3 separate regions of the Homo sapiens genome follow, and regions 1 and 3 are each linked to region 2. Evidence: chromatin loops called from intact Hi-C (ENCODE). Cell type or tissue: endothelial cell of umbilical vein. All regions are shown on one strand.

Evidence for each region. Peaks named below come from ENCODE experiments on the same cell type or tissue, not always from the same donor. Only the 100,000 strongest peaks of a DNase experiment are listed, where the experiment ranks them.
Region 1: it touches region 2 in a loop (4-fold over the local background); 12 of 110 quality-filtered maps call a loop at or near these places.
Region 3: a loop joins it to region 2, with 9 times the contacts of the local background. A loop is called at or near these places in 11 of 110 quality-filtered maps.

The regions. Positions count from the first base shown.
Region 1 is chr12:90,939,574-90,942,073 of GRCh38, forward strand. LINC00615 (long intergenic non-protein coding RNA 615) reads left to right here. Exons shown (of 5, transcript NR_038868.1): 3 at 576-787. Among named protein-coding and RNA genes, the nearest start is that of CCER1, 14 kb to the right of the region's middle. In endothelial cell of umbilical vein, a CTCF peak has its summit at 1,518 (motif pointing left); a DNase peak (open chromatin) is centred at 1,488.
Region 2 is chr12:89,018,523-89,021,022 of GRCh38, forward strand. It overlaps LINC02458 (long intergenic non-protein coding RNA 2458), which reads right to left and starts at 1,170. Exons shown (of 3, transcript NR_038385.1): 1 at 1,031-1,170. In endothelial cell of umbilical vein, a CTCF peak has its summit at 1,229 (motif pointing right); a DNase peak (open chromatin) is centred at 1,179; H3K4me3 peaks cover 207 bases.
Region 3 is chr12:88,110,125-88,112,624 of GRCh38, forward strand. CEP290 (centrosomal protein 290) reads right to left here. Exons shown (of 54, transcript NM_025114.4): 21 at 1,570-1,734; 22 at 1,078-1,227. Among named protein-coding and RNA genes, the nearest start is that of CEP290, 31 kb to the right of the region's middle. In endothelial cell of umbilical vein, no CTCF peak of the experiment used is centred here; a DNase peak (open chromatin) is centred at 1,177; H3K27ac peaks cover 376 bases.

The DNA.
Region 1 (2,500 bases), 1.9 Mb after region 2:
GGGTAAGTTTGCAAGATACAGGAAGTTAGTCTGTCAAAGATCCAAATGGAACTCTGGCCAAAATTTTAGTAAGTACACTGAACTCCAGTGCTTAATTCTATTGCCCATGGCCTCTGCTCAGGGTACCAAACATAGAGTTGAGAGGTTCTTATAAGTTGCTTCAATAAATCCTTTCCCAGGGGCTATTTAGACACTTCACTTCAAATTTGAAACCACTCCTCATAGTGAATACAGGAGTAAACTCATGTTATTTGTGAGCAGGACGAAGCCAAGGGAAGGCAGTGGAGACATAGTATGAGTCTAATTGTGAAGAGCTGGTTACAGCCAAAACATTAGTGAACTTACAAAGGAATCAGAAAATTCTTTGAGTCTTGGGTTTCCAGTGGCCAACTTTTTAACTCTAATGAAAGACCTTAATTCTTCTCAGGTTTATCTGTAAAATGGGGATGATGATGATTCCTGCTTTTTGACTGCTCAGGGCTGTTGCAAATGTCAAAGTACATAATTAATATAAAGTTTCTTTGCAAATAGCAAATATCGTTATTTTAATTCTATACCCTTTTTTTTTTTTGAAGGCTTATGGGATGCTTTGATTGCTCTGTGGCTGCATTTAGGAGAAGGAAGCTGCAGTCATGCGTCATCACTGCCAGCCTCACATCTCTTGACAGTTAAAGCCTTAGGGTGGAGCAAGGGAAAATTTAAAATAACAAATGAAGCAAAAGCAAGAGGTGATGTTCCAAAGCAGAGGAAGGCTAAGTTTATATATACAAATGTCAAGTGTGTATAGGTGAGTGTCTCAGAAGGTTTATATGTTCTATATAAATATAGAAGTAAGTAGACTCCTTGAATAGGAAGAAAGGTCTTTTTCTTCTGAATTTTAGAATATTTTCTGCTCCATATCATTTATCTACATCTAAGTAGTCTGTTTTTCTATTTTAATGTCTCCTCCTGTCTTTCAATATATTACGGAATGGGCTAAGATGTAAGCGGGCTTAACCTTGCCTAGTCACCTGTTTCATTCACCAGTGGGGTACCCCACCTAAAGGAGCTGTCACAAAAGAGCAGCTATGAACAGCATGAAAAACAGCAACAACAATTATAACTCTAAAGAGGTGGATGAAACCCATTGTTATTTCATTAAACAACAATGTTGGAGTTTTAGGAAAAAAAGCTGTAAGCAATGAGTCCAGAAACTAAAATTTTAGTATGATTTATCATGCTACATCCATAATTAACCAATATCCCAGAACTAACATTTTTGAAATATCTTTTCTCCAACAGACATTTAAGTTCTTAAAGTAGATAATATCTATATATCCAGTTTTGTAAGGTTTTTGAGAAGAGGCTTTAAATTTATATTGTGTCCCCACCAAAAAATTGTATTTCCCTTCTGTGTAGATGAAGGTAGTATTATTAATAGCTAGAGTGGGGTATATATACATTTATATTAACTCAATTTTCTTACATGGAAGAGCCTGTACAGCTTCTTTGAAAAGATCGCCACCTAGGGGAAATTAACAAGAGTTAATGCAACATCTGCAATGCACCACATATGCTGCGTAATATCTAATGGCGTATGTATTTAAGGAAAAAAATATGCAAAACTGTGTCATATTTCAGCAAATGTGGTGGGCCACCTAGGAAAAATAGACTACCCTGTAGACCTAGAAAGTGTGCTTGTGCACAATTTTATTGTTATTTCTAACACAGAACTGCATGTAGCTTTTGTTTATTCATTAGGGCTTGATTTTAATGACTTTCTCCATATCCAGAGAGATTTTTGAATATAGAATTTTTTACAAAATAGATATCCATCTGATTATGAGTATAAAACTTATATTTTTGACAATTTTTACAATTAAAAATAATAGTTTTAATTAGTACAATTGTTAAGATTCTTACATGTAAAAGAATTTCTATCTCAATTAAGCCTCAGAAATTAACAAAGATGTTTCTCCTTAAACTCATTTATTTGTTTCTGAGAATTTATAACAAGATCTCCAAATGAGGGCAAGTAAAGTGGGAAATAATTTAGTTGGTTCATTCAAGTAAAAATGGGTTATTTTACTGTACTTGAATTTCTGATGTTTTTGATAAATGTCTTAGAGAATCACTGCATTTTCTGTAAGCACATTTAACATAAAATATGATCCACGTTATAATCTTTACATGCTATGTTGCAGATATGGGAACTTGAAAGAATGCAACATATCTTTAAGTTGAAATGGATACTTTAGCAGCCATGAAAAATTTATGTTTTGTTTTATAAAAACAAGCTACTAATTTCAAAATCAACTTTCTAAAAAGTCAAAGTATAATTTTAAATTAAATCACATGCTCTGAAGATAATTTTTGGTTAATTAGATACTTTTGGATCATAAATTTTAATGCATCAAGATTATAAAGTAGGCAAGAGTCTAATAGGGAAAAACTTAAGGGATTATTTGAAAAAGTTTTATGTATGCTGTGTTTACAATTATTAGAACAGTTGTCAAACTGT
Region 2 (2,500 bases):
ACATTATTTAGGATCATGTCAAATACATCCCTAAAAATTAAAAAGTAATAATGATTTCCGTATTTCTTATTAATCTTAATTCGTGAGACAAGGCCTTTGTATCAATTCATAATAAATTTAGGAGTATTCGTGAAAAATTTTAAATACAATATATACTTTGACCAGCAACCCCACTTCATGGACACTGACCTACAGAAAGACACATTTGTGTACCAAGTTTCATGGCCAAGAATTGTACAGGAAAACATTGTAAGAACAAAGATTTCCACTAAAGGGGAAATGATTTTAACATTATGAGACATTTATACTATGTAATGCTATCCATCTGCCAAACAGAATGCTATAGACTTCTACATATGGACATGGAATGATCTCCTACACGTATTAACTGTAAGAAAAATAAGCAAATTCAAGAACTATTTCCCAAAGAAACCCCTTTTATGTTTTAATAAATCTATATGTGTGTATAGATTTGTATATTTATATATGTAAATACATAGAAATATTGAAAAGGTCTAGAAAGATACATACCCAGTTATTAACAATGACTATGTCTAGGAAAGGTCGTTTTTAAAACTTTATATTTTCTGAATTGTTTTAATTCCTTCATACACACACATTTCCATTTATAAACTTGAATTCAGTTGAACTCTTGGCAGGGATGGAAGACATGGTGTCCATCTAGCCACAGAGACATAACTGATAGCTCAGACTGGTAGGAGAATCAATTAACGCACTCATTCAACAAACATTTATTGAATATTTACAAGATGCCAAGCCTATGCTAGAAACTGTAGGTGCAAAAATGAAAATAGTAAAACATTGTCTCTGTCTTCAAATTTTCCACGAAGGTATACATACCTCATTAAAAAAATCTGGATTTTCACTTGTTCTTTATCTTATATGTTTTTTATAAAGTTAGTAGAAACAACGGTTTCTTAGTGTTGCAGAAAACGCAGTAATGAATCATTAACAATGAATCATTAACAATGAATCAACAGTGGCTCGAGGAAACATCTTTATGACTTACATCATTAAGATTTGAAGAATTGATTCTGCTCCCACCTCCTAACATATACCCTTCTACCCCTAAGCTCACGGTTGATGCCAAAATCTCTTTATTGTGAGTTACACGGAGACAGGAGCAGCGACGCAAGCTACGTGAAGTCTACTAAATCCACTGTTGCCCTCTCGGTAAACCAGTATGAATGCAGCAACAGGAAGGACCACAAGATGGCAGACTGGAAACGAGTCATGGAGCCTACAGCAGGCGATGAGGTGCTACAGCCAGTGGAATCCCGTAGCCCTGGCATCTGAAGAGAGACTGGGAAGGGCTTTATAGATCTGTTGAACGGAGGGATCAGAGCGAAGAACAATTTTGGCACCACTCTAGTGCTTGCTCACATCTCTTAGTGTTCTATTTAGTTGTTTTTACCATCTAAAAAACAAACCATGTTCATCTCTTCTTCCCACCCCAAATAGATAGTCATACTCATCAAAATCAATCATAGCTTTCTATTTTAGTATGATTGAGTAGCAGAATTTTTAAATTGGACAGGATCTCCCCAAATTTGAGGATGAGGTGCTTCATGCATAGGGAGGAGGCAGAAAGATAGATAGGGACCTGGTGGGACAAAGAAGCACAAGTCCACATTGTCATAAGGAAAGGCTCTTTTCATGATGTATGGGGACTAGGGTTGAGAAATTATTTTCAGGAAGTTGTGTGAGTAAGGCCAAAACTGTAATTTTCCAGACTTTATACCTGTGCATGCAGAGACACATAGGTAAAGATGTTGAGTAATGTGAAAGTGTACATTGGTGCTGCTGTTCTTATTTAAGCAGATAAAGTATCTACATAACCTATGATCCAGCCATTTCATTCCTGGGCATATATCTCAAATAAATCCTCACACAGGCTTGCAAGCATATATGCACAAAGATGACAGTGTGGTTTGTAGTGTCCAGCAACTGGAGGTAACCTGGGTGCTCATAATTGGGAGAGTAGATAAGTAAGTGGTGGCTTACAGATATTTACAGGATCATGCATAAAAGGGCAAATGGCCAAGCAGCACATATTTTGACCTGCCAACACGGTGTTGACCAGGATGGCTCTTGGAGACAGAAGGAGCAGACATCTGGGACCTCCAATATTGTCCTATCATACTCTGAGACAGTGCACAGCAATCTGGCAGGGCCAACTGTCTGACTCTAGGAAAAGGACATTGAACCTTGAGCTAGGAGGTTTGAAAGCTGTGATTGAGGTGGCATTGGCCTCTTTTGAAAAGCAAAATCCCAAAGTGTATTTTGAGAACATTGATAATTTGTTGTCAAGACAAGTTGCATAAAAAGCCGGCCCGGCACGGTGGCTAATGCCTGTAATCTTAGCACTTTGGGAGGCTGAATGGGTGGATTGCCTGAGCTCAGGAGCTCAAGACCAGCATAGACAACATGGTGTAACCCTATCTCTACTAAAATGCTAAAAAATTAGCCTGGCATGGTG
Region 3 (2,500 bases), 910 kb before region 2:
TCACCTAGCAGAGAGAAATAGTGGCCCATATAATCAAAAATATATTTTCATTGATTCTGAACATATATTTGTAATTATATTTATAATGTATGTGATGTTATAGATAGTCAAATTTCAAATAAAATAATGAAAAGGATCTGTCATTAGGACATTCATAACGACCATTATATAGACAGCAAAACTGAGAAACCCAGGGCAGGTAGTATAGTAGAGTACCCTTTCCTCTTTGGTGGTAGATTAACATTTTATTGCGTAAAGGGAAGACAAAGATGAAGAATAATTTGGTTTAGAAGTTTTTGCTTATGGCTGTGTGCAGTGGCTCACGTCTGTAACCCTAGCACCTTGGGAGGCCAAGGCAGGCGAATCACTTGAGACCAGGAGTTTGAGACCAGCCTGGCCAATATGACGACACACCATCTCTACTAAAAAAAAATACAAAAATTAGCCAGGGATGCATGCCTGTAGTCCCAGCTACTCAGGAGGCTGAGGCATGAGAATCACTTAAACTCAGGAGGTGGAAGTTGCAGTGAGCCAAGATAGCGCAACTGCACTCCAGCCTGAGTGACAGAGTGAGGCTCTGTCTCAAAAAAAAAGTAGTTTTTACTTGTGAATGCAAAAAGGGGAACAATTCTATCATGACACTAAAAAGCCTTGACAGACTTTATTCTTTTGTTTTCCACCCAGCAAGAAATAAAAGTGCTCATTTACTTAACACTGCTTTATAATAGCTGCTTGTTGTTCTGCTTGTGAACCATATATTTCACATGAATGACAGGTGTGCGAACAAGATGTATGAACATGCTGCTCATGCAGATGAATGGAATGAATGGTATAAATTGCTTTTATTTATAATCCATCTAACATCAAAATCCATAAAAAATATATTTCACTGTTACTATTTTGAGAACTCAGGAATACATGAAGACTAAATATTGAGAAAAGTACTATCTGCATGCTTTGGTGATGGAAAAATTAAAATAAAGTAAAATAAAAATAAAAACATAAAGAAACATACTACCAATGATTTTTGTTATTCACATGTAAAATTTTCAATACCTGTAACAAAATTTTCAATACCTGTAACAAATGTATTAAATATTCATTCTGAGAATTAATGATACTGGCACTAGATGGTGCTATCCCATCAGGTAAGTCAATTCCTTTAAAAACAACATTTGATCCTTCTGATTGTCGTAAAAGACTAGTTTCTTTTTCAAGATGGTCTATCTGGAAAAAAAAATCCAGCAATGAGAATCACAACTCTTACACCCAAAGAAAGACAAATTGACAGATATGTGAATGCCCTGCCAGGAATTTTACCTCAACCATACTTCAGTTTCTGCTTAGAAATGCCTAGGTATGAGATTTAGAATTTTTGTATTCTTTTCAATCTTATAAGGCACTTATTTTCCACTTATAATTTTATAAGAGAAATCCAGTTTCTTAATATTGAAAGAATTAATTCAAGGGGCATTTTCTCATAAAGCATTCTTTTTAAAAAATTAAAAATTTCCTATTAAATCTACATTCTTATGTTTAGCATTTTCTTTTATTTAATAAAATTCTCACCTTTAAATTAGCTTTTGCCAACTGCTGTGAATAATTTATAGCCTCTTTCCGAGATTCCCTGAGCTCCTGTCTTAATTCTTCATTTCTTCCGGTAAGCTGATCAACTTGGGCTTTCAAATGCAGACTCGCATCAAAGATTCCTTCTGCATTCTTTGATTCTATAGCCTAGCAAATTTATATTATATATTAGAAATGTGGAGAAAAACAGTAAAATCATAGTAAAAAACAGTCTGTCTTTAAATAAAATGGACATTTAAGCATTTTCCTATTTTCATTGCCAAGCATGATAATAAAGTATGCCAATTCAAATTCTTATTTATGAATCTATAAAACTTTCATTTACATTACCAAGCATAGTAATTACTTCATTAAAACAATTAAAAAACACCTAGCTAATCTTAATAGACTGGTAGACTAGAAAAACAACCAGACGGGAATAAGATGACCAGGGTTCAAATTTTAATCAGTCACTTAACAGCTGGGCAAGTGACTTAAATTCTCTGTATCTTAGTTTTCTTGTCTCTAAAAGGGGAAAACAATGTGAGCTCTGCTCCCTACATGGGGTTTTTGTACAGTCAAAATGAGGTATTTTTCTCTGAAATTATATAGCACCTGCATTCAAAGCATGCGCAAAGGAATGGAATACAATATTGAACAATTGATCAATACAACATTCAATTAAGTGAATTTTTCAGTGCTTCCTCTCCACATAGTTGAAGCATAAATAAAAATAAAGGCAAGGTATCATAACATGATATTATCTAAGAATAATGAGTAAGCAAAAATAATATGTCAAATATTAAAATATTATCAGAGTGGCATCACTGGCCCGAAATCTCCAACAGTGGCATATCTAAGTATATACACACAATGCACACATCTAATAAATATATTTGGACTTTAGATGAACTGTATGGAAAAAACTGTTAAA